Regions from separate parts of the Homo sapiens genome. Here region 2 is linked to region 1. Evidence: chromatin loops called from intact Hi-C (ENCODE). Cell type or tissue: heart right ventricle. All regions are shown on one strand. Each heading gives the region's core, and the rest is flanking DNA. Links, peaks and the distances in the headings are about the cores only.

The links. A loop is a pair of places that touch in the nucleus more often than their neighbours do. Peaks named below come from ENCODE experiments on the same cell type or tissue, not always from the same donor. Only the 100,000 strongest peaks of a DNase experiment are listed, where the experiment ranks them.
Region 2: it touches region 1 in a loop (4-fold over the local background); 8 of 110 quality-filtered maps call a loop at or near these places.

The regions. Positions count from the first base shown.
Region 1 is chr6:151,006,893-151,022,085 of GRCh38, forward strand. It overlaps MTHFD1L (methylenetetrahydrofolate dehydrogenase (NADP+ dependent) 1 like), which reads left to right. Exons shown (of 28, transcript NM_015440.5): 21 at 2,927-3,066; 22 at 6,887-6,928; 23 at 7,988-8,088; 24 at 8,624-8,801. Among named protein-coding and RNA genes, the nearest start is that of MIR12131, 88 kb to the right of the region's middle. RefSeq lists enhancers at 2,064-2,802, 2,803-3,539. In heart right ventricle, for the core only: CTCF peaks have their summits at 7,628 (motif pointing right) and 7,859; a DNase peak (open chromatin) is centred at 7,659; H3K4me3 peaks cover 616 bases.
Region 2 is chr6:151,467,863-151,483,055 of GRCh38, forward strand. It overlaps LOC124901434 (a long non-coding RNA gene), which reads left to right and starts at 6,165. Exons shown (of 2, transcript XR_007059815.1): 1 at 6,165-6,657; 2 at 9,461-11,260. DCPH1 (damage control phosphatase 1) reads left to right here. Exons shown (of 5, transcript NM_024573.3): 5 at 481-2,239. The coding sequence ends at 1,248. In heart right ventricle, for the core only: a CTCF peak has its summit at 8,259 (motif pointing left); no DNase peak of the experiment used is centred there; H3K4me3 peaks cover 511 bases.

The sequences.
Region 1 (15,193 bases), core at 4,499-12,498:
CCTCCAACTATAGGGCGACATTAAACAGTTTTTCAAAATACCATGGCATTGAAAAAAATGCGTAACATTTGGGTTACTTCAGTCCCACTCCCCGGTACTAATCAGGCCAGTGAACCAGTCTTGCTGGTGAAATAATGACTTCTCCAGTCATGATGGATGATTTCCCTTCATCATGACCATTTCTTCCCTGGCTCTGCCTTTACCTATGAATCTCTTCTTTCCTCCCTCTCCTTCCTCCTCTTGGTCTCTGCCTGCCATACCCAACTCCACATTTCTCTGCTTGGAAAAATCCTACTTGATTCTCAGAGCCTGACTCCATCACCCCCTCTCTCCAACCCTCCCAGGCAAACTCCGTCCCTCCCAGTGTGCCGCCCTCCAGCTCTCTCTAGTTGAATAGCAGATGTTCTCTCTCCCACTTCCCTGCAGGGCTTCAGGGTAGTGACCCTAAGAGTGAGCTTCTACCAGTGAGAAAAACGCCTGGATGGAGCAGGAATTCCCACAAATGCTTAGGAATTCAATATGATTTTTAGCAAGTGGGAGAATTATCCTTTTGGTTACAAAGATGTGAACTATTTTTGTGAGTTCTCAGTATGCACCAAGAAAAACCCCAGTGACTCAGTAATGTACCTGTGCCGTCTCACTTAACCCTTCCAACAAGGAACTTGCCAAGGTGCACAGCTGGGAGGGATCCGGGGTCCCGTCCGTGTGCTAACCTGCAGGACAGCGCCGCATAATCCAGTACTGGGGCCTTATTGTCCAGCCTTCCACCTCCAGGAGCCCACTCAGTGATGACTTTTGACAAAAGTCACCCGGATTATCCCTCTTTTGGGGTCCATGATGCCACCAACGGCTAAAGTTAACAAATGCATTACCAGGAGGTACCACTGAGGTAAGGATTGTTACTGTAAGTGATTTTCTCTGATTTTGACCACTACAAGTAAAATCACAAGATTTGTCCCAAATACTATATAAAGAGGAATGTCTTTTATTTCTCGAAATTGTTCTGCCACTTTGTTTGTTCAAATAACACATAATAAAGGATAAATGGCTTGTAGCTATATTTATCCAAATTGAACATTTTTGATGTAATTTTTTTAATTTGTCAAAAGCATATCAATGGTCATAAAAATTTTTTATGTCCTCTGGCCCTATTACCTTACCCTTGGGAATTTATTCCAAGAACGTAATTTGAAAGAGATTAAAGCACATAGGCACAAATATTTTCAGTGCAGTATTGTTTATATTGGAAACAACCCAAATGTTCAGTAACAGGGGGAACAATTTTGTAAATCTTGCTACAGCAACTTAACAAAATTATAAGCTGCCACTTATAATTGTAAATTTTGAAAGTTTGTAGCACAGCAAGGAAACTGATCATGTTAAATGTTTCTGATATCTTAGTTAATTTTTCTCCCGCCAGTTCCGATCGGTGTCCTGGTCATACCGTCAGCATATAAGTATGTATTTCATAAACATTTACTTTGTATTAACTCAGTAGTATTCCCTTCCTAGAGTGGTTTGCTTCCCAGATTGTAATGGACAATCATCTCACCTGGGGATCTTGTAACAATGTGATTCTGATTCTGTAAACTTTGTGGGGAGCCCAAGATTCCACATGTCTTAGAGGCTCTCAGATACTGCTGATGCTGTTGATCACGAATCACGCATTGAGCAGCAAGGTCCTAGAGCTCTTTGTGTATGAAGAAGATACTACTGACCCAGTGCCTCGCTATCTTGAAAGGCAGCTGTGACCTTTCTAGCAACTGAGGGGGTGGGGACTAGAAACGAGTGTTTTCTGGTGTTTCTCTAATAAAGCTGCTGTCTTGTATCCAGATTGACCATCAGTATCCTTATGCCCTTCAACTAACTTGAAATTTGTCAGTTAACAGAAATTACTGGGTGGCACTAAAATAAATTATTCTTAATATAAAGGGTAAGAAAGGGTCGGGTGTGGTGGCTCATGCCTGTAATCCCAGCACTTTGGGAGGCCAAGGTGGGCAGATCACCTGAGATCAGGACTTTGAGACCAGCCTGGCCAACATGGCAAAAACCCGTCTCTACTAACAATAAAAAAAAAAAATTAGCCGGGTGTGGTGGTGGGTTCCTGTAATCCCAGCTACTTGGGAAGCTGAGGCAGGAGAATCGCTTGAACCCGGGAGGCGGAGGTTGCAGTGAGCTGAGATTGTGCCATTGCACTCCAGCCTGGGGGACAAGAGCGAAACTCCATCTCAAAAAAAAAAAAAAAAAAAAGAGTAAGAAAGGATCTTCCATTGTAATCATACTATCATTGCCTTTTGAAACAATTTGGAACCTGATTACAAAGTTGAAAATCCCCATCTGTATGAAGAAAAGCTTCACTGGCTGGTCACCTTGGCTCAACGCCTGTAATCCCAGCACTTTGTGAGGCTGAGGCGGGTGGATCACAAGGTCAGGAGTTTGAGACCAGTCTGGCCAACATGGTGAAACCCCATCTCTACTAAAAATACAAAAATAAAAAATTAGCCAGGTGTGGTGGCAAACACCTGTAGCTACTCAGGAGGCTGAGTCAGGAGAATCGCTTGTGCCCGGGAGGCAGAGGTTGCAGTGAGCCGAGATCATGCCGCTGTACTCCAGCCTGTGCGACAGGGCAAGACACCATCTCCAAAAAAAAAAGCTTCACTGTGAGTTATGATATGGGAAGAAAAGTCTTGGCCTGGCCACCACAAGGAATCCCTCAGGCCTGGCGGTGGGAAGCAGAGGAGGGCGCAGTCTCTTTAGGGCAGAAAGTGAAGAACATTTCTATGACAATGGGGAAATCAGTTCACCTTTGTGTTGGTAAACAAAAGGAATGTAAGCTGTCCTTTGAGCTCGAATCATAGTGGTGATTGCCAAAACCTACCTTTGTTTTTAGAAGATAATAGCACATATTCCACTTGCTTCCCCACAGTGACCGAAGCTGGCTTTGGTGCTGACATCGGAATGGAGAAATTCTTCAACATCAAGTGCCGAGCTTCCGGCTTGGTGCCCAACGTGGTTGTGTTAGTGGCAACGGTGCGAGCTCTGAAGATGCATGGAGGCGGGCCAAGTGTAAGTGCCCACACCGCCTTCCTAATACCAAAGAAATTTCATTATGTTAAAACAGAATTGAGCATTTGAAAAATTCCTGCCCATTTAATGACTATAGTTTTCTAGAGTATTTTTCTTAAAACTTTTTTTTTCCTGTAGACCTCCCTCGTGGACATCTAAAACGTTTTTTGTTTTGTGTTGTTTTTTGTTTTTTCCCAACACCACCATAGGGCACTTTGAGTTTAGTAAGTTCGAGTAAACAGTAACACCCACAGTTCTTTCTAAACAATATTTTGGAAAGGAGCATAATGCAACCACTTTTTAGTCTCAAGCTTCACATCTGATACTCAGGCCAAGATTGTATAACCATATGGTAATGGGAGGTTAGAGGCTCTTGTCCCTGAACGAAGAACAAGAGGATTAGAGTGAGTTCTTTGATGACAGAGATTTTTCATTGTTTGTACAGATAGTTTTTCGGTTCACTGATGCTGCAACTCATCAGATTTCATCTAAAACTATTTTCCTTCTCTTTCTGTTTATTATGATTTCTCCTCACAACTCTGTTATAATACTGGATTGTTTCTAAGAGCTTTGCTTGGAAAACACAAATTCGATTTTAACTTCTTTAAAGACTTTTTATATTTACCTATCCTAATATATATAGAAATTACAGACATTATAAAGGAAATATATTCCTTTCCACAGAAAACCTGTGCATAGATTTTTGGGGGTTTTTTTGTTGTTGTTTGCTTGTTTGTTGTTTTTTTGTTTCATTTTTAGGAATTTCCAAGTGGAGAATAAGACATTTTATACTGATTAATCATTTTGAAATAAAATAAAATTTCTCTATCATAATATTCACATATGAGACGAACTGCCAAATCTGATTTCTTAATTGGTATACTGTACTGTGTATGTGACAAAAGTCATATATTCAATGATTATTGCATAGTCAAAACAAGTAGCAGGTTTGCCATCATGAAACGCTGTAAAGCAATTCTTTCTCCTGGGAGAGGTGGACATGATTTTTATACCATTTTACAGATAAGGAAGCTGAGTTTTGATAGGCTTAGGGAATATGGACAATGTCAGCAGGCCAGCAGAGAGCCGAGAACTTCAGATCTAAATCTCCTACTATGTCCACCATGCAGAGCTGGATGTTAATGAAGGGCAGAAGTTTTCTAAATCCAAATCCACTCCTAATACCCGACACTTAAGCACTTCATTTTTGCCTAAAGCTTCATCATCATTTCAAATGCAAGAATGATATAATACAGATTAAAAGTAGTAAATCATAAAGAATTCTGACTTCACTCAAAACACCCCTTGTTGCTACAGTCCTTCCTGGATTTTAGACATTGAATCTGTATAACAACTTCTATTTTTAAAAACTACTTCCGCCCATGTAGGATGCATTTGGAATTCTCCCTCCCTGCCCTGCCACCCTGAAAATTATAGAAAGGGCTTAGAGATTGTCTGATCTCATTCAGTCTTTATAAAGAGAAAATCTCTGAGGCACAGGGAGACGCAGTGACTTGAGTGGTGTCACACATCTATTTCAGGGACTGATCAGATCTACAGTCCTGGTCTCTTGACATCAGTCCCATAGTTTTCCAGACTCTGGTCTCTGTCCTGTAAAAATTCTCTACATGGTTTACAATCCTATTTCATTCATCTTAACATATGTGCTCTGTTATTCAGTGGTTGCACTTTCGTGCCACATTAATCCTTTGTGTCTCTTCCACTGCTGCTTAATGTCATGGTTCTCAGCCAGTGATCATGGTAACATGGAACAGGGTTAGTAGGCACAGATATGGGTGGAGGATAAGAAAAGGTGGGGACCAGCCAGGCGTGGTGGCTCATGCCTGTAATCCCAGCACTTTGGAGGCTGAGGCAGGTGGATCACCTGAGGAGTTCAAGACCAGTGGTGGCGGGCGCCTGTAATTCCCACTACTCAGGAGGCTGAGGCAAGAGAATCGCTTGAACTTGGGAGGCAGAGGTTGCAGTGATCTGAGATTGCACCATTGCACTCCAGCCTGGGTGACAAGAACAAAAGTCCATCTCAACAACAACAACAACAACAAAAAAAAAAAAAAAAAAAAAAAAAAAAAAAACCAGCAGGGACCAGGAAGCCCTGTGAAGCTAGGCATCCCTCTCCTGGGCTCCAGTAGTACCTTCTGCCTCACATTGTTTCATGAATGCCTTGTTCTGTGTCTCCCTATGTAATTCTCAATTCCTTGAGTTTAGGGACTGTGTCTTATTAATTGGTATGGTCCAAGTGTCTGGCATGGTCTATATGCAGGGAGTGTTTTCAATAATGGCAAGATAAATGAACTTTCATCCTCTTAATCCTCTATTCCATAGTGCTCATCTCGGTGTCCTTCCTTCATATTGAATAGCTCTGTATTTTTGAACCATGATTATTCATTTCTACTTCTGTTTTCTTTTTTCTTTTTTGCTACAAATACTGCGCTGGGATCGACTTCCTTTTGATCATTACACAAATAACCATGGCTGCCTCTTATGTTTATTCAGCTTGTTTTTTTTCCATAATTTGTACAGTGGAAAATCTTGTGGCCCTTGAATTTGCCCATTTTAAATTTGCCCTCAGTCATTTTAAACTCACATCCTGTCCCCCAGAGTGCTCGGCCATTCCCAGTGCAATCCAATAACTAATATTGTGCTATGCTTTGGGATCCACAGATTCTTTCACAATTAGATCTTTAAACTAACCATTGTATGAATCAGCATTCTTCACACATAGAACCAATAAGGATGTGTGTATATATAGAGAAAGATATTTATTGTAAGGAATTGGGTCACATGATTACAGAAGCTGGCAAGTCCAAAATCTGCACTGTGGGCTGGCAAGCTGAAGACCCAGGAGAGGCAGTGGTGCTAATGCAGTCTGAAGGCAGCAGTCTGCTGGAGAATTCTCCTGCTCTCAGGGGAGGCCAGTCTTTTTGTTGTACTCAAAAAGGCCTTTGACTGGTCAGTTGAGACCCACCCACATTATGTAGGACAACTTGCCTACTCAGAGGCTGCTGATTTCCATATCAATTTCATCATAGACACCCTCACAGAAACACGCAAAATAATGTTTGAACAAATACTGGACACCCTATGGCCCCAGCAAAGTTGACACATAAGATTAACCACAAGGCCAGGCACAGTGTTTCACCCTGTAATGCCAGCACTTTGAGAGGCCGAGGTGGGAGGACTGCTTGAGCCCAAGAGTTCGAGACCAGCCTGGGGAAGATAGCAAGACCTCGTCTCTACAAAATAATAAAAAATTATCTGGGTGTGGTGGTACACACCTGTATTCCTAGCTACTGGGGAGGCTGAGGCAGGAGGATCACTTGAGCCCAGGAGTTTGAGACCGCAGTGAGCTGTGATTGTGCCACTGCCCTCCAGCCTGGACAACAGAACTTTATGGCAATTACCGTAAAATGATTTCGAATGGTGATGTACTCTGTATAAATCAAGTATTAAACATATTATTAGTTTTATGTTCTAATTTGAACCAATGTTTGAGAAGTTTCATACTGTTCCATTGGCTCAAATTAGAATCATCCAGGGAGATTTTAAACATTACTGATCCCAGGTTCCCCTCCCAGAACTTCTGCTTTCATTGGTCTGGGTGGAGCCCAGGGATCAGTGTTTTCTAAAAGCTTCCCGCAGGAGTTTAGGTTTAGCCAGTGCTGCCAGCTACTGTTTTAAAAGCACAAAACATAGAGGTACATTTCTAAAAATTGAATGTGATTATGTTGTTCTTTCTTTCAGATCGGTTGTGTAAGCATTTTTATAGGATTATTCTTCATGTTTTCTCTCCTTATTTCAGGTAACGGCTGGTGTTCCTCTTAAGAAAGAATATACAGAGGAGGTAAGAGGAGCTGTTTAGATGCTTATGTGAAGAATCTCTTAAATCCAGTGACTCGTTGGCTTTCAGTGAATGAGCCCTCCTTCAGTGGCCTCTTAGAAAAGTGCTGTTCTGTCCGGGCGCAGTGACTCACACCTGTAATTTCAGCACTTTGGGAGGCCAAGGCGACCGGATCACATGAGGCCAGGAGTTCAAGACCAGCCAGGCAAAACCCATGGCCAACATGGCAAAACCTCATCTCTACTAAAAATACAAAAATTAGCTGGGCATGGTGGCTCACGCCTGTAGTCCCAGCATGAGAATCGCTTGAACCTGGGAGGCAGAGGTTGCAGTGAGCTGCGATCGCACCACTGTACTCCAGCCTGGACGACAGAGTGAGACTCTGTCTCAAAAAAAAGAAAAGAAAAGTGCCGTTCTAAGAATCCGAGAGGAAATGGATGGGATGAAAGGATAAAATTCATTCAGTTAACTCTTAAATATCAAGAAAAGATGGATATAGGCTTTGTCTACTATTGTGTACTCCCAGGGTAGCCATCAGAGCAGGAACTCAAGGTCTCCAGGTCAGAAACAAATATGAAGCTTACACTTCTGTATTCTTTTGTCATGGAAGGTCTATATACAGTTGGCTTTATGATTTACAGGAGTGGCTTACTCTTTTCTGTAAATAGACTTTGATTTGCTGGCAGCAGTACCTCTTAGCTCCTACAGGTGGCGCCAGGGATCTGAGCCAGGAATACCTGGTCAGAGCTCCTCACCCACCTGGGGCCTTGTGCCTGTCAGGCCTCAACCTGCAGAGCATGGGCGCATTGCATAGACCCTGCAGCCTGTCCTCAGCAGGGTGAGCTGCCAGGCTTCAGACCCACCCATATGCCATTGGATCCAGAATCATTTTAGAAATTATTTTGAAGACGAACCTCTTTATTCTTGCAGCCATCTTTCTTGGAGGAAAAAGTGAAAAAAGATGTAGCAAATCCTGCCAGAGAGGTGCTGGCAGTTTAGCTTGGCAGGTTTGGTGGGAGACAATACACAGGGGTCTGGGTTTTGCTTTTTTCTTTTTTACAGAACATCCAGCTGGTGGCAGACGGCTGCTGTAACCTCCAGAAGCAAATTCAGATCACTCAGCTCTTTGGGGTTCCCGTTGTGGTGGCTCTGAATGTCTTCAAGTAAGTCCAGCCTCCTCCTTTAAATGTGGGCATTATCACTAGGCCACCCTGTGAACGATATTTGTGTCTTGGGGTATTTGGTCTTTCTGTGCTTCATCTAAAAGTATACAGAAATACCCAGTTCTTTCTGTTTGTTTATTTGGTTTGGTTTCATTTTAGCAAATGTGTTCTCACAATGTTATTAAGGAAGTGAAATTTATATATAGTGAGTTACTATCTCCTTGGCTTTTTTTTTTTTTTTTTTTTTTAATTCTACCCAGCATTTTTGTCTGAAACAAACTGTGAATGATCAAAGGGATATGTTATGGAATTTTCTTGATAACACCCTTAACGACTTGAAATATTTGAGTCACTTTAGAGAGGACTTTTTTTTTCCATGCTTTAAGTCTGATTTATTTAAACACGATGTGACCACTTTTGATGTTTAAAATGTATTCAGTGTTAGGGAGCGAAGTTCTGTATAAATGGTGAGTCTTTCTTTGAAAACATAGCTAAATGGATACAGATGCAAAACCACAAACATTTTCTTCACTAGGACCGACACCCGCGCTGAGATTGACTTGGTGTGTGAGCTTGCAAAGCGGGCTGGTGCCTTTGATGCAGTCCCCTGCTATCACTGGTCCGTTGGTGGAAAAGGATCGGTGGACTTGGCTCGGGCTGTGAGAGAGGCTGCGAGTAAAAGAAGCCGATTCCAGTTCCTGTATGATGTTCAGGTAAGATCTAGTAAAAACAATGGCTCACATTTCTTACACCTTAGCATGGGTTGTCCCATTCTGTTGTCACCACAACCCTACAGATAAGAAAACTAAAGATAGAAGAGTTTAGGCCCGGTGCAGTGGCTCACGCCTGTAATCCCAACACTTTGGGAGGCTAGGGCGGGCAGATCACTTGAGGTCAGGAGTTCGAGACCAGCCTGGCCAACATAGAGAAACCCCATCTCTACTAAAAATACAAAAATTAGGTGGGCATGGTGGCGTGCACCTATAGTCCCAGCTACTCGGGAGGCTGAGGTGGGAGAATTGCTTGAACCCAGGAGGTGGAGGCTGCAGTGAGCCAAGATCGAGATCACACCACTGCACTCCAGCCTGGGCGACAGAGTGAGACCCTGTCTCAAACAAACAAACAAAAAGGTAGAAGAGTTTAAGCCATATGACAAAGTCACATTTCCAAGTACAGACCCTAGCTCCTTGTCCCAAAGCCTGTGCTTTTGAAGACTCCCAAATCGCAGTCCTAAGTGAGGAGGTACTTTAGCGAACAGGATTTGACAGCTGACGCTTTCAGGAGTTGCACAGGAACAAGAGCAATTTCGTGAGGATTGGGAAACCATGGGAGGTATTTTCCTTGTTCATTTCTCTTTTTTTTTTTTGAGACAGTCTCTGTTGCTCAGGCTGGAGTACAGTGGTGCAATCTCGGCTTACTGCAACCTCTGCCTCCCAGGTTCAAGCACTTCTCTGCCTCAGCCTCCTGACTAGCTGGGATTACAGGCACCTGCCAACACGTCTGGCTAAGTTTTTGTATTTTTAGTAGAGACGGGGTTTCACCATCTTGGGCAGGCTGGTCTCAAACTCCTGATCTCATGGTTCACCCACCTCGGCCTCCCAAAGTGCTGGGATTATAGGCATGAGCCACCACACCTGGCCTCTGCTTGTTCATTTCTGTTATGGTTCTTTTCTCTTGTGGTTTTATTGAACTATGTCTAGTGTATGTGTGTGTATATATACATACATAATATATTTATTTATTTTCATTGTGGTAAATATATATATAACAAAATTTACTATCTTAGCCTTTTTTTTTTTTTTTTTTTTTTGAGACAGAGCCTTGCTCTGTTGCCCAGGCTGGAGTGCAATGGCGTGATCTCGGCTCACTGCAACCTCCACCTCCCGGGTTCAAGCAATTCTTCTGCCTCAGCCTCCCAAGTAGCTGGGACTACAGGCGCAAGCAAGCGTGCCTGGCTAATTTCTTTTTTATTTTAGTAGAGTCGGGGTTTCACCGTGTTGCCCGGGCTGGTCTCGAACTCCTGAGCTCCGGCAGTCCACCCGCCTCGGCCTCCCAGAGTGCTAGGGTTGCAGGCGTGAGCCACCACACCTGGCCCATCTTAACCATTTTTAAGTGCACGTCAGTAGTGTTAAGTACATTCACATTGTCATGCAGCCAATCTCCAGAACGCTTTTCATCTTGCAAAACTGAAACTGTACCCACTGAACAACTCCCCATGCCCCTCCCTACAGTCCCTGCCAGCTACCATTCTCCTTCATTTCCATGAATGTAACAACTCCAGGGACCTCATGTAAGTAGCATCATACTGTGGCTGGCTTATTTCACTTAGCATAATGTGCGTGCATGTTGTAGAGTGTCAGAATTTCCCTTCTTTTTTTTTTTTGAGATGGAGTTTCGCTTTTGTTGCCCGGGCTGGAGTGCAGAGGCACCATCTCAGCTCACCGCAACCTTCTGCTCTCGGGTTCAAGCAATTCTCCTGCCTCAGGCTCCCGAGTAGCTGGGATTACAGGCGTGCACCACCACGCCCAGCTAATTTTTGTATTTTTAGCAGAGACAGGGTTTCACCATGTTCGTCAGGCTGGTCTCAAACTCCTGACCTTGTGATCCACCCACCTCGGCTTCCCAAAGTGCTGGGATTACAGGTGTGAGCCACCGCGCCCGGCCAGAATTTCCTTTATTTTTCGGGCTGAATACGCTCCCATTCTTTGGATATCCCACATTTTGTTTCTTTGTCCATCTGTGGATGGACACTTGAGCTCCCCCTCACAGCTATTGTAAGTAATGCTGTATGAGCATGCGTGTTTATGGCATATGGCATATGTACAAGTATCCCTTCAAGACCGTGTTTTCTTTTTTTTTTTTTTTTTTTTTTGAGACGGAGTCTTGCTCTGTCGCCCAGGCTGGAGTGCAGTGGCGCAATCTCGGCTCACTGCAAGCTCCGCCTCCCGGGTTCATGCCATGTTTTCAATTCTTTTGGAAATGTATTCCCAGAAGTGGGATTGCTGGGTCCTCTAGGATATTTTTAAGCACATGTCGATGGTTCAGTCAGAAGACCTGAGCTTCCCAGGGCTCACTCTCCTCCTCAGATCGTCTGTCTTTGCACCCGTCTGACATCTCCATTCTGAATTTTGTGGTTCCGATTCTGGCTGATGGATTTGTCTTCAGGGGTAGTGCATGATTGTGGAGTGCCCAGGCTTCAAGCTGATTGCTGCTTCTCCTGTTCCTTCATCCCTCACATATTCTATTGTTGAGTCACTCAGATGTCACAGACACTCTTCTTTCCTGTTCAGTGGCATAAATCAATAGCATAAGTGAAGAAGAAATCCGTGAAGCAAGAGCTTAGCAGCGTTGTTGATAAGCCTGGAGTCACAGTGGTGAGAGAACGGGGCTGATGTATTAATATTTAATATTACCACAGCTCTCGCTTTTAAGGAGTTGTTTGTGAGCTGGGTATATGGGCGCTTTGCACATGTTCACCTCTTTGGTCCTAACATCCCTCTTAGGTGGAAACTGGTGATATCTTCCCATTTTACAGACAAGAAAACTAAAGCACGAAGAGACTAAGTCAACTGCTCAGTGTCCCATAGCTAGGAAGAGGCAGAGCTGGGAGAAAGAATATCCAGATGGTTGAGGTCATCACCCTGCTCTGTTCTTCAGAGCTAAGTACTGTGCTCAAAAGTGTGTGTGTATTGGAGGTCTGGGGGGAGACATAGTTAAAGGGGACAGTGACTGAGTGACCCCCCTGAAGAGAAAGGGTGACAGTGATGGGCATAGGCACAGATTCCATGCCACACAGGGGACATCATCGCTGGCACGCAGTCAGTGTTTACGGAAGGAAGGACACAGGGAATTAATTGGAGGCTAGCTCATAAAAGGTTTTTCATTTTTATGAGGCCATTTTGTGAATGAGGAACTAGAATATTCTGGACTACAGAGGCGGTAGAGATCAATTGAGGGAGAAGATTTTGGATGAGTGAAAAGAAAAATGTTCCAGTTGGAAGCTTTGAGTTCTCAGACCTAGAGGTGTTCAGCGCAAAATAGATGTAGCCCTGCTGTGGGCAAGTCAGAGGCATTGAAGCCAACTCAGATGGCAGGTGGCCAAGGAGACCCTGGGTTCCTGTTCTTTGGTCCTGGGTAAGGCTTGCCAGGGTACCTACAACCCTTGGCACATGCCAGAGCCTTTCTACATAAACCACTGTAGGGAGAGTCACCCCCAGATCCTGCTGTGAGTGTGCCTCTGATCATGCCATCTGATCATGCCATCTTGCCGTCTGATCATGAACCACCCCACTCTGCATAGCAAAGGCAGTTATTTTCATGAATGATTTCACAAAGTGCGGCTCTTTTCAAGGAAAACATCCCAGGTGAAAAAGAGGTCAGTAATCAGAAGAAATGCTTCTGAGTTATGCTGTCTCAGACATGCACTAACCCTAACATGAACCCTTTTCCTTTCCACTGATATTTCAATTTTTTTTTCTGAATTCCCATTCTTCATGCAGATAATGCTGCTAAAATGTCAGCTCTCTTCTGAAAGGAGGAAAATGTTTAATAATAATGTGGTCTAAAGTCCTCTATTGATAGGCGACCTCAAGGCCAGGATCCCTGCCTCCTTTGCCAACACACTTCTCGCTTTTCTTGTAACAGAAATTCGATTTGAGCTGCATAATTGTTTGTTAGATAATCAGCCTCCCAGCCTACTGCAGCATGACAGTTCATGAAAAGAGCTGCTGCTGCTGCTGGCTCTCTTTGTACTGTCTGCCTGTTAGCTGTGTTCCTCACACCAGCAAGATTTAGATCATCTAAGACCATTTACAGTCTTGTCTTGTCACCATGTAAAAATCTGAATTCATTGGTGCAGTCAGTAATAGAGCTCAAGCCTTCTTTGCCCCGGATTTCTTGCATTGATTGGTGCTGGTAAAACTTTAGTAACTTAAGTAATGGTTTTCTGGAAGCCCTTTTTACCTCCCCTACAACCCCACACCCTCACAACCAACCCTTGGGTGCTGGGCAGTGAGAAAGATATGGCATTGCTCTATAGGAGAAAGAAGTTATAAATGCTTTGCATATGACACTCTCCCACCTTTGCTTCTCAAAGCAAACTGGGTTTCTGTGTGCCCCTTGGTGTCTCCCCAGACTTTATATCCCCAAGAATGTATTCAGTACAAGACTAATGGCATCTTGTGTGCTATTCTTTCTCCACCCCAGTCTTGTGGAAGGAAAACACCGGAGATGATTTAGGGTAATGGGAAATAGTGCTAGAGCCCAGGGCATGACTGCATTTGAATGTGAAGTAGAAATTGTCTCGGAACCCCACTGGAGAGTGATTCAGCTGGAGAGAGTGGGGCACCTGGCTCTCAGAGGCACTGTGCGGCCAGACAGCAGTGTGCTGGACTTCCTAATGGCGAGCTCACAGGTTAAGTGAGAAACAGGCTGCACTTCTGACTTGGGAGTCTCTGCTGAACTTTATAGAAAACTGACTTCAGCAGCAACTGCTGTCTAGAGAACAATTTGGCATCTCTTTTTGCCAGAGTAACTTCTAACTCAAGAGTAGGCAACTTTTAATTATGGTACCGGATGGAGGCAGCAATGAATAATTTAGAATAAAGATTGAAAAATATGGAATAAGGTGTAGTAGACTAATTGCTCAGAAGAAGTTTTATTGTGTGAAAATGAATGTGTTTAAACTTGAAATACAGAGGATCATTTCCTCTCTACCCTTGAGGGTGATTGCAGTCCCTTTTAAGAAGCTGTTAAAAGTCCCCCTCAAGATCATCTTCTCTTTGAATTTTCCTTTCTAATGTGACTTTTGACAATTATATCTTTATCGTTCACTAAGAGAATATCTCCATGTCTGCAGGGATGCAGGGAAATATGATGGCTGAAAGAAACGCTAATCTACATGCGCACTTTATTAGCTAAGAAATCCCTCCTCCATACGTTCTTCCAGGCATGCCTCCGCACATCCCATCTGCTATGTGGGCTCAACTCTGCATTATAGATGGGAAGGTGATGGACTTGTCCATAAGAAATGGACGCTTGATAGGAGAAGGAACATATTACATAGAGCTAACAGGCTAAAGCTTTGGGATCATGCAAATTAAGTTTAAACCTTGAGTAGGCCTCCTACTGTGGACACAATTTGGGGAAGCTGACTAATCTCTCGAGCCTCAGCATCCTCATTTGTACAATGGTGTCTGACAGTGACACCAACTTCACCAAGTTGCTGTGAGACCCAAATGAAATGCCCCAGAGTAAAATGCTGGAACATAGAAAGCAGGCAATGAAGGCCAGGAGTGGTGGCTCTCGCCTGTAATCCCAGCACCTTGGGAGGCTGAGGCAGGTGGATCACCTGAGGCCAGGAGTTCGAGACCAGCCTGGGAAACATGGTGAAACCCCATCTCTACTAAAAATACAAAAACTAGACAGGTGTGGTGTCACGCACCTGTAGTCCCAGCTACTCGGGAGGCTGAGGCAGGAGAATCGCTTGAACCTGGGAGGTAGAGGTTGCAGTGAGCTGAGATCACACCACTGCACTCCAGCCTGGGCAACAGAGTTAGACTCTGTCTCAAAAAGAAAAAAATGGAGGAAAGTAGTCAATCAATGCTGGTTCTTCCTCCTGTCATGTTCACTTGGAAAGAGAGTGGGCCTCCTGAATTCACCTTCAAGAATTCTCCTGTAACTCAAGGTAACTTTGTCAAACTCCAAGATTGGTTTATTTTGCTCTGGGTTAAAACCAGGAATTAGAAGTCAAGTCTCCTAAAGCACTACTGAACTAAACCAAGACACTGACGTTTTTCCTTCTCCGTGAGAATTGGGAGCCCTTAGTGATATCATAAAACATCAGTCATTTTTGCAAAGAAGGAGGTATGACCCGGAGAAGTCAGCTTGACATTCAGTCGGAATATTGTTTGTTAAATGAGGAGTTAAGGTTGAAAATCATCTCTGTATCCTTCCTCTAGCCTTGCAAACATTTTAAGGTGTAGCCTTGACAGCAAGACAGGATAGTGTTTGTTTTTATTAAAAGGTCTTTCCTGTTCCTTGCGTGAAGCCATTCTCTTGATCCCAGTGGGGGCTGGATGAAGGAAGAGCAAAACAAACCACGAAG
Region 2 (15,193 bases), core at 4,492-12,491, 460 kb after region 1:
TACAAATGAGAGAACCAAATCCCAGAGAGGTGTCACGTCCTAAGGTTATGCAATTAGTGAAAGAAACTGGACAGTTCTGCAGGGCCAAGGAGGAAAAAATAAACTTTTATTTCTTCTCTTGACTCTGGATTATATGGGCAACTTTGAGCCTCTCTTCACACATCCGATGATGTTCTAATATCTGCAAGCTGCAAAAACTTTTATTCTGAATAAACAATGTGAGTGCTGAAATAATTGAAACCAGTTTTTTTAAGTCCATTACATACTGATGAATTAAAAATTTCAGTTTTATCTTGTTAATACAGCATCATGTGAAATAATTTTTGTGCATTGTTAGAGAAAGTATAGATTTGATGGTCATGTAAAGAGTTTTGTAGATATTTAGTAGTTTTTTAGCAATGTCCCCCCATCCCGCTACATAATGGAGTTTTGTTGGCTATTCAGAAGAAGGGTGAATATTTTGTACTTTTTCTTTTTCAGATTTCACTGTGGGGAAATAAGTGTGATCTGTCTCTCTCAGGTGGAGAAAGTAGTTCTCAGAATACCAATGTACTAAATTCATTGGAAGACCTAAAACCTTTCATTTTATTGAATGATATGGAACATCTTTGGTCATTGCTTAGCAATTGCAAGAAAACAAGAGAAAAAGCTTCTGCTACTAGAGTGTATATTGTTCTCGATAATTCTGGATTTGAGCTTGTTACAGATTTAATATTAGCCGACTTCTTGTTGTCCTCTGAACTGGCTACTGAGGTTCATTTTTATGGAAAAACAATTCCATGGTTTGTTTCTGATACTACTATACATGATTTTAATTGGTTAATTGAACAGGTAAAACACAGTAATCATAAGTGGATGTCCAAGTGTGGGGCTGACTGGGAAGAGTATATTAAAATGGGTAAATGGGTTTACCACAATCATATATTTTGGACTCTGCCTCATGAGTACTGTGCAATGCCTCAGGTTGCACCTGACTTATATGCTGAACTACAGAAGGCACATTTAATTTTATTCAAGGGTGATTTGAATTACAGGAAGTTGACAGGTGACAGAAAATGGGAGTTTTCTGTTCCATTTCATCAGGCTCTGAATGGCTTCCATCCTGCACCACTCTGTACCATAAGAACATTAAAAGCTGAAATTCAGGTTGGTCTGCAGCCTGGGCAAGGGGAACAGCTCCTGGCCTCTGAGCCCAGCTGGTGGACCACTGGAAAATATGGAATATTTCAGTACGATGGTCCCCTTTGACTTGATTTAGGAGCTCTCAGTTGCATAGAAAGATCTGGTGAGCACCTTTTCATCCCCAGAAAAGGAGCACGTGAATTGAGTCGCCTGGCGGCTCTGTACGCGCTCAGGGAAGCTTAGCTTCTTGGTGCCCATCTACGTGCACTGGATGATTTTTCTTTTGAACATTTTGCCCCACTACACTGTTTTGGGGATAGCTGGGTTAAGCAAGTTAAAGATATTTACATTTATATTGGAATTTTAGCAACTTTTTTTCAGGTTAAATATATAATTTCAAGTGCTTTTAATGAACTTATTTTTAATTGGCTAGGGAGCAAAAAATAAGTGAGTTCTGCTTTTAGTTAGTTAACCTTGTTCTTTTCTTAAATAGTACACTGCATGGTATTTAATATTCCAGGAAGCATGGGATTTTATTTTGCTTGATTTTGGGCACATGAAATAATAGCTCTAGGAAAATGCGCATCTTAATGACTCTTTGTAAAGAGAGGCATTTCTTACAACTGTGATGTTTGCTTACATAAAAGTTACCTCATAAGTTAATTCTAACTTTTATTCTTGAATTTTATTTCATTTCAATAGCTTGTTTCATTTGCACGCCTTTGTATTTTGATTGACCTGTAGAATGGATGTTAGGAAACTCAAAATTGAACACAGTGAAACAAATGGTATTTGAAGAAATGTAATATCTTTTATATTCTATTTATGATATCCATAATCAAATGAGATTATTTTACCACATAAATGTTTTAAATATCAGATTTTTAGTTTGCAGTTTTAGGAAAATGCTTTAGATAGAAAAGGTTCTTATGCATTGAATTTGGAGTACTACCAACAATGAATGAATTTATTTTTTATATTCTTACACATTTTATTGGTCATTGTCACAGATAGTAAATACTAAAAATTTCAGGTCAGTTTGTTTTGAAACTGAAATTGGAAATAAATCTGGAAATGTTTTGTTGCACTAAAATAATAAAATGAATTGTACTGAAAATCTCCTTGGTTTTATTTTCTAGTGGGGAAAAGTCAAGAAAGGAAGATTAAAAATGAGATTTATATAAAAAGAGACATAATATATATTCTAGATGTTGCCAAAAGCAGTTATTAAATATCATTTATAAAAGGTTATTAGTCTATGCTCTTGCTAAGTATTAAAAAAGATTTTTGCAAAATGTTTATATAAAGCTGTACATTTTGAATCTACTGTGTTTCTTTATCCACATGTGTGCCTATTTTAAAGAGTAAGTTTGTAAAATGCTTCCATATTAGAATTATTTGTAGGCATTTGACATAATTTAGAACACAGTTGTATATTTAGGTTGACTTCATAGCCACCGTGTGAGCTCCAGCACTGGAAGTAGTTCAGCACCCCCACTCCCCCATGAAAAAGAGCAAGGAAGCAAACTAGTGCGAGAAAGGTGGCACTGAGGAAGAGGAAGTCAGGTCAAGGTGGAATTTTTTTTAATGCTTAGCAGGAGGAAGGGCCTACCTATGTTTTCACCAGTTAATTTTTAAGTTTTAATGTTAGTTTAGTGTTGTTTTATTTTTAAGACAGGGTCTCGCCCTGTTTTCCTGGCTGGAGTGCAGGGCATGATCACAGCTCACTGTAGTCTTGACCTCCCGGACTTAGGCGATCCTCTCACCCCAGCCTCTTCAGTAGCTGAAAATATGGGTGTGTGCCACCATGCCCAGCTAATTTTTTTTATTTTGTAGCGATGAGGTCTCACTATGTTGCCCAGAACTGGTCTCAAACTATTGGCTTCAGCCTCCCGAAGTGCTAGGATTATAGGCAAGGCCACCGTGCCCAGCCTCACCAGTTGATTTTTTTTTTTTTTTTGAGACGGAGTCTCACTCTGTTGCCAGGCTGGAGTCCAGTGGCGCAATCTCAGCTCACTGCAATCTCCGCCTTCCAGGTTCAAGTGGTTCTCCTGCCTCAGTCTCCCAAGTAGCTGGGATTACAGGTGCGGGCCACCACCCCAGCTAATTTTTGTAGTTTTAGTAGAGACGGGGTTTCACCATGTTGGCCAGGATGGTCTCTATCTCCTGACCTCGTGATCTGCCCGCCTCGACCTCCCAAAGTGCTGGGATTACAGGTGTGAGCCACCGCACCTGGCCCAGTTGATTTTTTAAAACAGCTTTACTGAAATATAAATACAATTCATCCATTTAAAGGGTACGGTATTTCAGTATATTCACAGGGTTGTTTTTGTCACAGCTAAAACAAACTAGTACCCATTGATAGTCATTCCCCTTTGCCCTCTCCTTAGCACTTGGCGACCACAAATCTTTCTGTCTATATGAATTTAAATGTTCTGGACATTACATATAAATAGAATCAAAATAGGCGGTCTTTTGTGACTAGCTTATTTTGAAGGTTCATCAGTTGTATGTGTCAGTCAGTCCCAACACTTCTCTAATTAGGACTCTACAAGTACTTCATCTTTTTTGATGGCTGAATACTTTTTTTTTTTTTTTTAAGAGATGAGGTTTTGCCATGTTGCCCAGCCTGGTCCCCAACTCCTGGGCTCAAGCAATCCACCGGTCTAGGCCTCCCAAAGTGCTGGGATTACAGTTGTGAGCCACTGCGCCCGGCCCAAATACTATTCCATTGTATGGACATATACCACGTTTTATTCATTTGTCAGGTGATGGGCATTTGGGTTGTTTCCACTTTTTGACTATTATGAATAATGCTGCTATGACATTCATGTACAAGACTTGTGTATGTTTTCACTTCTTTTGGGTATATATGTAGGGGTGAAAGTGTTCCATCATATGGTAACTGTAATGTTTTGTGTGTCTGTCAAATACTTTCCCCGAAGTGTTTGCATCATTTCACATTCCTTCCAACAATGCACGACGGCTCCAACTTCACATTTTTGTCAGCACTTGTTACTCTTTTTTTTTTTTTTTTTTTGAGACAGAGTCTTGCTCTGTCACCCAGGCTGGAATGCAGTGGCATGATCTCGGCTCACTGCAACCTTGCCTCCTGGGTTCAAGTGATCCTCTTGCCTCAGTTTCCCAAGTAACGGGGATTACAGGCACGCACAACCATGCACCAGTTAATTTTTGTATTTTTTTTAGTAGAGACTGGGTTTCACCATGTTGGCCAGGCTGGTCTTGAACTCCTGACCTCAAGTAATCCACCCGCCTCAGTCTCCCAAAGTGCTGGGATTACAGGCGTGAGCCACTGTGCCTGGCCTGTTATTAATAGTATCCGTGTTTTTGACTATAGCTGAACTGTTGGGTGCAAAGTGGGAATCTCATGCTTTTGAATGGCATTTCCCTAATGAATAATGTTGAGCATATTTTCATGTGCTTATTGGCCATTTGTGTATCTTCTTTGGGAAGATGTCTTCAATTCCTTTGCCCATTTAAACATTATCTTCTTATTGAGTTATAAGGTTTAAAAGATATATTCTGGGCTGGGCGCAGTGGCTAACGCCTGTAATCCCAGCACTTTGGGAGGCCGAGGCGGGCAGATCACAAGGTCAAGAGATCAAGACCATCCTGGCCAACGTGCTGAAACCCTGTCTCTACTAAAAATACAAAAAATTAGCTGGGCATGGTGGCTCATGCCTGTAATCCCAGCTACTTGGGAGGCTGAGGCAGGAGAATCGCTTGAACCAGGGTGGTGGAGGTCGCAGTGAGCCGAGGTCATGCCACTGCATGCCAGCCTGGTGACAAAGTGAGACTCTGTCTCAAAAAAAAAAAAAAAAAAGATATATATATATATATTCTGGCCAGGCGTGGTGGCTCATGCCTGTAATCCCAGCACTTTAGGAGGCCGAGGTGGGCAGATCATGAGATCAGGAGTTCGAGGACAGGCTGGCCAATATGGAGAAACCCCTTCTCTACTAAAAAATACAAAAATTAGCTGGGCGCGGTGGCGCATGCCTATAGTCCCAGCTACTCAGGAGGCTGAGGCAAGAGAATCGCTGGAACCTGGGAGGCCGAGGCTGCAGTGAGCCAAGATCATGCCACTGCACTCCAGCCTGGGCGATAAGAGCGAGACTCCGTTTCAACAACAACAACTATATGTATAAATAATATATATATATATTTTCTGGATACAGGTCTCTTATTGGACATATGACTTATAAATATTTTCTCCAATTCTGTGTGTTGTCTTATCAATTTCTTGATGGTATCAGTTTGCAGCACAAACGTTTTAAATTTGGATAAATACTTTTATTGCAAAACATTGGTGTTGGAGCTGCTTAAACTCCTCTTAAGGGTCTCTAAAGTGAGGGACTGCCAACCTTCTCTCAACCCCCGTCAACACTCCCCCCATCCTGCTTCCAACACTCTTGTTTCCACCTGAGCAAATGTGGCCTACACATGTTTAGTATGGGTGTAGACGAGCACAGTGAGAAAGCTGAGGTTCTGCAATGGGGTGTGAATGGGTTTTCCACTGAAGAGCTGAGTAGCCTTCCCAAAATAGCATCTTTAATTGTTTCTTAACTGCTACCACACCTACATATGAAGTAAGTGTAGCTTATAAATTTCATGCAATACATTTTTATCAAGACGTAGATCCAGTATTGTAGGTATATTAGGATGAAAATGTAGATGAAGGGCAGGTAAATAATTATGCAGAGAATGGTGTTTTTATTTAACAGCAAGTGGACAAGATTTGTTGGCATGATCCAGCTTTTCTTTTCTTTTCCTTTTTTTTTTTTTTTTGAGAAGGAGTCTTGCTCTGTCACCTAGGCTGGAGTGCAGTGGCATAATCTCGGCTCACTGCAACCTCTGCCTCTGGGTTCAAGTGATTCTCCTGCTTCAGCCTCCCCAAATAGCTGGGACTACAGGTGCACGCCACCACGCTCCGCTAATTTTTTTTTTGTATTTTTAGTAGAAACAGGGTTTCACCACGTTGGCCAGGCTGGTCTAGAACTCCTGATCTCAGGTGATCTGCCCACCTTGGCCTCCCAAAGTGCTGGGATTACAGCCGTGAGCCACCGCGCCCAGCCATGGTCCAACTTTTCGTACTAATTTGAGGCAGTGTTTGTGTTTGATAAAATGCAGTAATGTTTTTGAACCTTTATAAAGCCAAAATCCGAGTTGCTTATTCTCAAGGTCATGTTTCTATAAAAGAAAACGCACCAGCCACAAAAAGCAACACAGTTTAAACCTTTATTTGCATTTTAAGAAAACCCCAGAGTGTATTGAAAATGTAGTTCAAAGTTGCTGTTAAAATTTCCTCTCCCAATCATTTTTCTAACACAGCCCTCTGCCCAAACTCCCACTAAGCCTTATTCCAGAACATCTGCCACAAAATGTCTTTTTTCCTCTTTTTGTCTCTACCCTCTTTTTTTTTTTGCTAGATTGAGAGTGGAGAAGACTTTGAACACTTCTATGCATTCATGTCATTACCTAGATAAAGTGCTCATGCCATGTCTGACACTCCTGGTAAGTATTAAGTGATATCTTGAAATTGCAGCAAATGAATACAGCAGAGGAAAAGAAAACTCAGAAAAACAACAACAGTGGTAACACCATCTCCAAATACCCCTGTTAAGATTTGATGTATATATTGCTAAGTTCTTCTTTATGTATAGACATACTTTTTTTTTTTACATTTCTAAGATAAAAAAGCAGAATCATATCATTAAAACTTTTTTTTTTTTTTTTTTTTGAGACGAGGTCTCGCTCTCTCGCTCAGGCACTCACAGCAGCCTCGACCTCCTAGGCTCAAGTGATCTTCCCACCTCAGCCTTCCAAGTAGCTGAGACTACAAGTGTGCACCACAATGCCTGGCTAATTTAAAATTTTTTTTGTAGAGATGAGGTCTCACTTCGTTGCCCAGGCTGGTCTCAAACTACTGGGCTCAAACGAGACTACTGCCTCAACCTCCCAAAGTGCTGGGATTACAGGCATGTGCCTATATCCAGCCTTTTTTTTTTTTTTTTTTTTTAATTCTTAAGTATTTTTCGAACTTCTAAGTTTTGTTTGGTTGGTTGGTTTTGTTCTTGTTGTCGTTTTACTTTTTGTGGGGTTTTTGTTTGTTTAGTTTACTAATTGGTTCCTGTTAGATGGATAGGAGGTTTTTTTGTTTTGTTTTGTTTTGTTTTGAGACGGAGTTTCCCTCTTGTCCCCCAGGCTGGAGTGCAATGGCACAATCTCGGTTCATTGCAACCTCTGCCTCCCAGGTTCAAGCGATTCTCCTGCCTCAGCCTCCCGAGTAGCTGGGATTACAGGTGCCTGCCACTATGCCCGGCTAATTTTTGTATTTTAGTAGAGACAGGGTTTCGCCATGTTGGCCAGGCTGGTCTCGAACTCCTGACCTCAGGTAATCTACCCTCCTCGGCCTCCCAAAGTGCTGGGATTACAGGCGTGAGCCACTGTGCCCCGCCAGGAGATTTTTTTTTTTTCTGCATAGCAATATGACCCTGGTACTAAATAATGGCGTGAGACTCATAAATACTTGATTTCTAATTCTTGATTGTCTTAGTCCATTGGTGCCACTATAACAAAATACCTGAGACTAGGTAGTTTAAAAACGACAGAAATTTATTTCTCATAGTTCTGGAGGCTGGGAGTCCAAGATCAAGGTGCCAGCAGGTTTGTGGACTGGTGAGGTCCTGGTCTCAGCTTCCAAGATGGTGCCTTCTTGCTGCATCTTCTGGAGGAGGGGAGGAACACAGTGTCCTCACGTGGAGAAGGCGGACGGGCAAGGGAGCTGAATGCCGCGTGACGAGTCTGAAACCCATCTGTGAAGGAGGATCCCTCCTGACCTAATCACCTCTTAAAGGCCCCGCCTATTAATATCACCCTATTGGCCACCAGTTTCAACACATGAATTTTGGAGGGGATAGATTCAAATCATAGCACCAGTCTACTGTGAACTATGTGACCTGAGTCACATTCTTACCATTTTGCTGGAAAAAGAAACGTTAATTCCGGTCAATTTAAACTACATTGAATCCCAAACTCAAATTACCCGAGGGAAACTGGAAACTTGCTGAAAGGTATTAACATTCTGGCACCCCCTAGTGGCCACCTGAATATTCTGTAAAACCCGATTTTTTTTCCCATTTTGCTTTTCTTTGGTGTGGCACGTTTTTCGTTTTCAGTTTATTTACTATTACTTCACCCCATTTTTAAACCTTTTAGAAAATAAAAGGGAACATCAGTTCATACAGAAGACACTTCTAACTTGTCGATTCCCACTAATCTTACATTTCTTGGGGCAGCCACCACCTGTATCTTCTGTGTATTTGTCCTACACACAATTGAACACAGTAGTTGCTCAATGAATGACTGATTGATAGGTAATGCAGTCCAGTGTTTGAAATATTTCTTGTTTTGTTTTGCTTTGTTTTTTGAGATGGAGTCTAGCTTTGTCACCCAGGCTGGAGTGCAATGGTGTGATTTAGGCTCATTGCAACCTCTGCCTCCCGGGTTCAAGCGATTCTCCTGCCTCAGCCCCCCGAGTAGCTGGGATTACAGGCATGCGCCACCACACTTGGCTAATTTTTTTTTTTTTTTTGTATTTTTAGTAGAGACGGGGTTTCACCATGTTGGTGAGGCTGGTCTCGAACCCCTGAACTCAAGTGATCCACCCACCTCGGCCTCCCAAAGTGCTGGGATTACAGGCATGAGCCATCATGCCTGGCCTTGAAATATTTCTTTAAAACTCTGTGCTGATGCTATTTAAATTGAACTCTGAAGGATAAAGTGGATCTGTTGGAAAGCCTGACATATATAAGGAGATCAATAGTACTTGTTGAATGAACAAAGGAATATATATTTTATATAATTGAGGGTTTTCTTTTTTCTTTTTTCCTTTTTTTTTTTTTTTTTTTTTTGAGATGGAGTTTCACTCTTGTTGCCCAGGCTGGAGTGCAGTGGCGCAGTCTTGGCACACTGCAACCTCCACCTCCTGGGTTCAAACGATTCTCCTGCCTCAGCCTCCTGAGTAGCTGGGATTACAGGCATGCGCCACTGTGCCCAGCTAATTGTGTATTTTTAGTAGAGATGGGGTTTCACCATGTTGGTCAGGCTGTTCTTGAACGCCTAACCTCAGGTGATCCACCCGCCTCAGCCTCCCAAAGTGCTGGAGTTACAGGCGTGAGCCACCGCGCCCGGCCCGAGAGTTTTTGATAAGTGTATGCTTCTTTAAAGACTGCTTTGTTCCTTCAATATTATAATCAATTTTCCATTTGTTAAAAATTCTTCAAAAATGTATTTATTTATTTATTTTTTTTTTGAGACAGGTCCTGGCTCTGTTGCCCAGGCTGGAGTGCAGTAGCACGATCATGGCTCTCTGCAACTACCACCTCCCAGGCTCAAGAGATCCTCCCACCTCAGCCTCCCGAGTAGCTGGGACTACAGACACCTGCCACTACACCTGGCTAATTTTTGTATTTTTGGCAAATACGGCGTCTTCCTATGTTGCCCAGACTTGTCTCTAACTCCTGGGCTCAAGCGATCCTCCTGCCTTAGCCTCCCAAAGTGCTAGGATTACAGGCATGAGCCACCGTGCCCAGGCCAAGAATGTGATTTTTAAATGGCTACATTCATCATATGACTAGATCATAGTTTATTTTGCTATATAGATTATTCAAAAATTTTGGTATTAGAAAAAAAACTGAAACGAACATCTTCGGACAACTAAAGTCTTCAGATACTGCTAATTATTAAGAGCCACCCGGTTACTCTAGTCCACCTAGAATAGTGTTTGCATTAGACTCATAGCCCCAAGTTGTCAATATCAAGTAACTGTTTATCATGGGGAGGGAAACTGCTTTTTCCTCTCGTTTTTATTTATTTATTTATTTATTTTGAGACAAAGTCTCGTTCTGTCGCTCCGGCTGGGGTGCAGCGGCGCGATCTCGGCTCACTGCAACTTCTGCCTCCTGGTTCAAGCAATTCTCCTGCCTGAGCCTCTCGAGTAGCTGGGATTACAGGTGCTGGCCACCATGCCCGGCTAATTTTGTATTTTTAGTTGAGACAGGGTTTTACCGTGCTGGCCAGGCTGGTCTCAAGCTCCTGGCTTCAGGTGGATCCACTTGCCTCGGCCTACCAAAGTGCTGGATTACAGGTGTGAGCCACCACACCTGGCCACAGATTTTTGTTTTTAATGTTTTGTTAACTATTTCTATGTAAAATTTCCCTTTGCGTTGTTTATTTAAGGCATTTACACACTTTATTTGGAGGAGTCCATGGCACAAAAACAGTTATGAACATGTGCTCTGTTTTTTTTTTTCCTTTTCCCCCAATTCTCTTTCCTTTTCACAAAGTTGATGAAAGGCATGACTGATTTTATTTATTTATTTATTTATTTATTTATGAGACGGAGTCTTGCTTTGTCACCCAGGCTGGAGTGCAGTGGCGCGATCTCGGCTCACTGCAACCTCCGCCTCCTGGGTTCAAGCGATTATTCTGCCTCAGCCCCCTGAGTAGCTGGGGCTACAGGCAAGCGCCACCACATCTGGCTAATTTTTGTATTTTTAGTAGAGACGGGGTTTCACCATGTTGGTCAGGCTTGTCTTGAACTTCTGACCTCGTGATCCACCTGCCTCGGCCTCCCAAAGTGTTGGGATTACAGGAGTGAGCCACTGCGCCCATCCCATTTATTTAATTTTTTGAATCAAAGAGGAGATGCATTATAGTGTACTTTTTTCTTTCCATCTCAAATTTCACTTAATGCGAAGCCTTTCTTGTCCAGCTCCATGCCGTCAAAAGATCTTTAAAAGAAACAGAAGATTTCACATGTGTACAAGGATTGAGTCATCCTTAACCTATTATTAAGAGGATTTTTACAATTGAAAAGGACGTTTCGGGCCACCAAGCAGCTGGAAGCCAGTGAGTAAGATTTTGGAGGGAAATGGTTTTTGTGAACAGGTGGAAATGATTTGACCAGGACGCACTGGCTCACTCTTCTAACCAAATGGATGATAGAAAATTTGTGTTTTGCTCTCAACTTGAAATCCAAAATTCTACTTGTATAAATCAATCTAATTCCTGCCTTATCTTTGATAACATTACTGATAAACTGTTTAAAACTAAATGAGGTCCAACTTCACATGAATCTGTAAAAGTATGCATTAATTTTCCATTTTTATTTTTTATTTTTTCTCATCATTTCTCAAATGGAATGTGATTTGAACCACTGAAATCCAAATAATTGTGGTCTTGGAGAAGACTCATCAGCCACTTCCATTATTGAGATGAATTCAAAGAGTCAATAACTTGGGCAAGCGTCCTTCCAGTCCCAGCTCTGTTACTAAATAAGTATGTAATTTGAAGATAGGTCACAAAATCTAGCTAGCTTTTCATTCATTTTGCTACTTAATGTTCTTATATATAAGCAGAAAACTCACTTTTAGCTCTGTGTGTGATTTTAGGATCTAATTGCTTGTGCTTTTTGCCATGCACCAAGCAATCCTATTTGACCTTGCACAAAAGTTGGCACTTTATCTTTGTAGAAAATTCTACTTCCTTCTTCCTACTTAGCTTATGTCATTTTTTTTCTTCATGGAAAACTCTACTTTTTCTCTCTGCTAATCTGTTGAACTCATTGAAGTATTGGCTAAGTCCCATCTTGACTTCCATCCATAAAGTGATGACTCCCACCTCCACATTGGGCAGGTTGGTGGTATCTCTCTCTCTCCTTTTTTTTTTCCCCAAGATGGAGTCTCGCTTTGTCGCCCAGGCTGGAGTGCAGTGGCACAATCTCCACTCACTGCAACGTCTGCCTCCCAGGTCCAAGAGATTCTCCTGCCTCAGCCTCCTGAGTAGCTGGGATTACAGGCGCGCGCCACCACGCCCAGCTAATTTTTGTATTTTTAGTAAAGACAGGGTTTCACCATGTTGGTCAGGCTGGTCTTGAACTCCTGATCTTGTGATCTGCCCGTCTTGGCCTCCCAAAGTGCTGGGATTACAGGCGTGAGCCACTGCGCCCGGCCAGTTGGTGGTATCTCTTATACAACAACACACTTTTGCAAGTTTACTGCTTTTATGGGAAGTTTAAAATGGTTTCTATAAGACAAATCGTGAAGATATAATTAAATGTATTAGTAAGGAAGAACCAAAGGCTAGAACTTATTTTCAGGTAAAAGAATCCATTGGCCGGGCATGGTGGCTCACGCCTGTAATCCCAGCACTTTGGAAGGCTAAGGCGAATGGATCACGAGGTCAGGAGTTTGAGACCAGACTGGCCAACATGATGAAAGCCCGTCTCTACTAAAAATACAAAAATTAGCCAGGTGTGGTGGTGTGCGCCTGGAATCCCAGCTACTGGGGAGGCTGAGGCAGGAGAATCACTTGAACCTGGGAGGCAGAGGTTGCAGTGAGCTGAGATTGCGCCATTGCACTCCAGCCTGGGCGACAGAGTGAGACTCTGTCTCAAAAAAAAAATAAAATAATAATCCATTGAAAAAATTTCACATTGTAGACTGTTGACACTATATATAGAAATTCTTCATGGAATGGAGGAGTATTTTGTAGCATTGAGGGGTCTGGCCTAGCAGCAGGACTCCAAGGGTAGAAATTGAAGCGAACATTGTTGAATGACTATACAAAAGTCTTTTTCTTTGTCTTTTGCTGGCGCAGACACCATCTTGTCTGGGGATCCTTCCCCGTGTTGATACCACCCCCGCTTCCCAATGATTGCTTTACGGGTGGGATGCAGTTCTAGCCAAGGTGAGGCAAGGTCACTGGATGCTTCTGGGAAACATCATCTTGCTCTTACAAAACAGCTTATGAAGAGACATCCCCCTTCTTCCTTTGGAGGTTTTCGTGTCTGGATGCAATGCTCTATTTACTGCATTTTACACATGAAATAACACGACTCAGAATAAGACACTTGCCAGTGGTAACAAATGGCAGAACCTGTATTTGAACAAGGTCAAGGGGTCCCAGCCTATTGTTTTTGCCACCACCTACGTCACCTCCCATAAAAATAGCACTCTATCATACGTTTTGCAAAGTATTTCATACTTTATTAAAAAATTCATATGTATACCATAAGAACACTATGACATAGGTATTATTACACTTACTTGATCTGTGAGGCAATAGAGCTTCAATCAGGTCCACACAGCTAGTAAGTGGCTGGGTTGGCACTTGAACCCAATGACTTCCAAGTCTTCTGCCCTTTCTGTGGTCCCAGAGATTACTATTTAAGGACGAATAATAAGATCTCCCAGAGATCAGAAATGCAACTCTGAAAACATAGACTTTGTCCTATCGGTTGTTGGTTTTCAACCTGTGCTTTTCTGAGCACTAAGCGTTCTGTGGAGGTACTTTGGGGACTTTGGGTGGCATGGACAATGGAGGTCATGGAGAAGGATGTTAGTGGGACTCTAGAGCCTCACCCTTTGTTTACAAGGTCAACAGAGGGATCTCCAAATTGATCTGTTCTAAATACTGGGCTCCTGAAAAAGACTCCAATTGAACAAAGTTTCATTGGCTTTAAAAGGAGTAAGGGCTAGGCTGGGCACAGTGGCTAATGCCAGCACTTTGGGAGGCCAAGGTGGGAAGATTGCTTGGAGCCAGAAGTTTGAGACAAGCCTGGGCAACATAGTGAGATCCTGTCTCTACAAAAAATTAAGAAGTCAGCTGGGCGAGGTGGCTCATGCCTGTAATCCCAGCACTTTGGGAGGCCAAGGTGAGAGGATTTTGTTTTTTCTCTTTTATGAATCTCATCATTCCTCGTTAATCTGAACATCCTTGAAGACAGAGTTGAGTACCTTTTACTCTCTCTTTAACTCACTGTACACTCTGATCAGTGGTCTGTATTCAGCAGGCTGATTTATCAGATGAAATAGAAGCAGTTGATGGTCTTAAATCAGTGTTTTGTATCTAGTGATAACACTTTTAGGAGCTATCTCAAGGGACATCTGTCTCTGGGAAGGCTGAGGTGTTCATTTTTTAAAAAAAATCATTAGCTGATTGCTCAGCTTCCTGTGTCTTGCTTCCTTCTCTCTTTTATAAGAGGAAGTTTTACAGACCAAATACATTTATGGCCAGTAATGCAAGTTTATAAATAGGGTATTTTAATTGAGGTTAAATCTGTGAAATCAGCAGAAGATAAAACATCTTTCCAAAAGTTAGACTAATTTATGATGATGATGTTTCTGAGAGGGGCAGATGAGAATCACTTTATATATACATACATACATATATATATATATATATATATATATATATATATATATATATATATATATATATACACACACATATATATATATATATAGGATTGGCTAAACTTCAACTGGTAATAAAAATCCAGCCTGGTCTGAATCAGAAAACTTACTGAAATGTTTTTGAATGCTTTTGTGAAACCTCAGCAGGAAGTTAGAATCAACACGGGGAATCCAGGGCAGTAAGTACATATGAGAAACAGTCGTTGCTCTCAGCTTTTAAAAACAAGAAGTATTTGTTGCTTTTTGAAAGAAAGTTGGCGCAATTTTAAAAGAAATCTGACACATGTCTAAAATGGGGTCAGGAAAATCCCACACTAACCCCTCCCACCACCCAAAGCCATAAGATTTTCCAAACTAATAAGGGCATTTTAAAGATCCGGAAGAAGCTGTCTTTTTTCTTTCGTTTAGAAACCATGTTTACTTTTGAGGTTGATTTTAACGGAATGTTAGTCAAGTTATCATCTTTTTGGAGGAATTTTACCGTTGGTCTTTCTAGAACTTCAACGTGTGGGAGCAATATCATTTTCTCATTGCTACCTTAGAATAATCCTGAGTAACCTCGCTTTGGTGGTTGTGTTAGTCAGGGTCCCCTAGAGGGACAGAACTAATAGGATATATACATATATGTATGGAGTTTATTAAGGAGTATTAACTCACACGATCACAAGGTCCCACAACAGGCCATCTGCAAGCTGAGGAGCAAGGAAGCCAGTCCAAGTCTCAAGGCTGAAGAACTTGGGAGTGCGATGTTTGAGTGCAGGAAGCATCCAGCACAGGAGAAAGATGTAGGC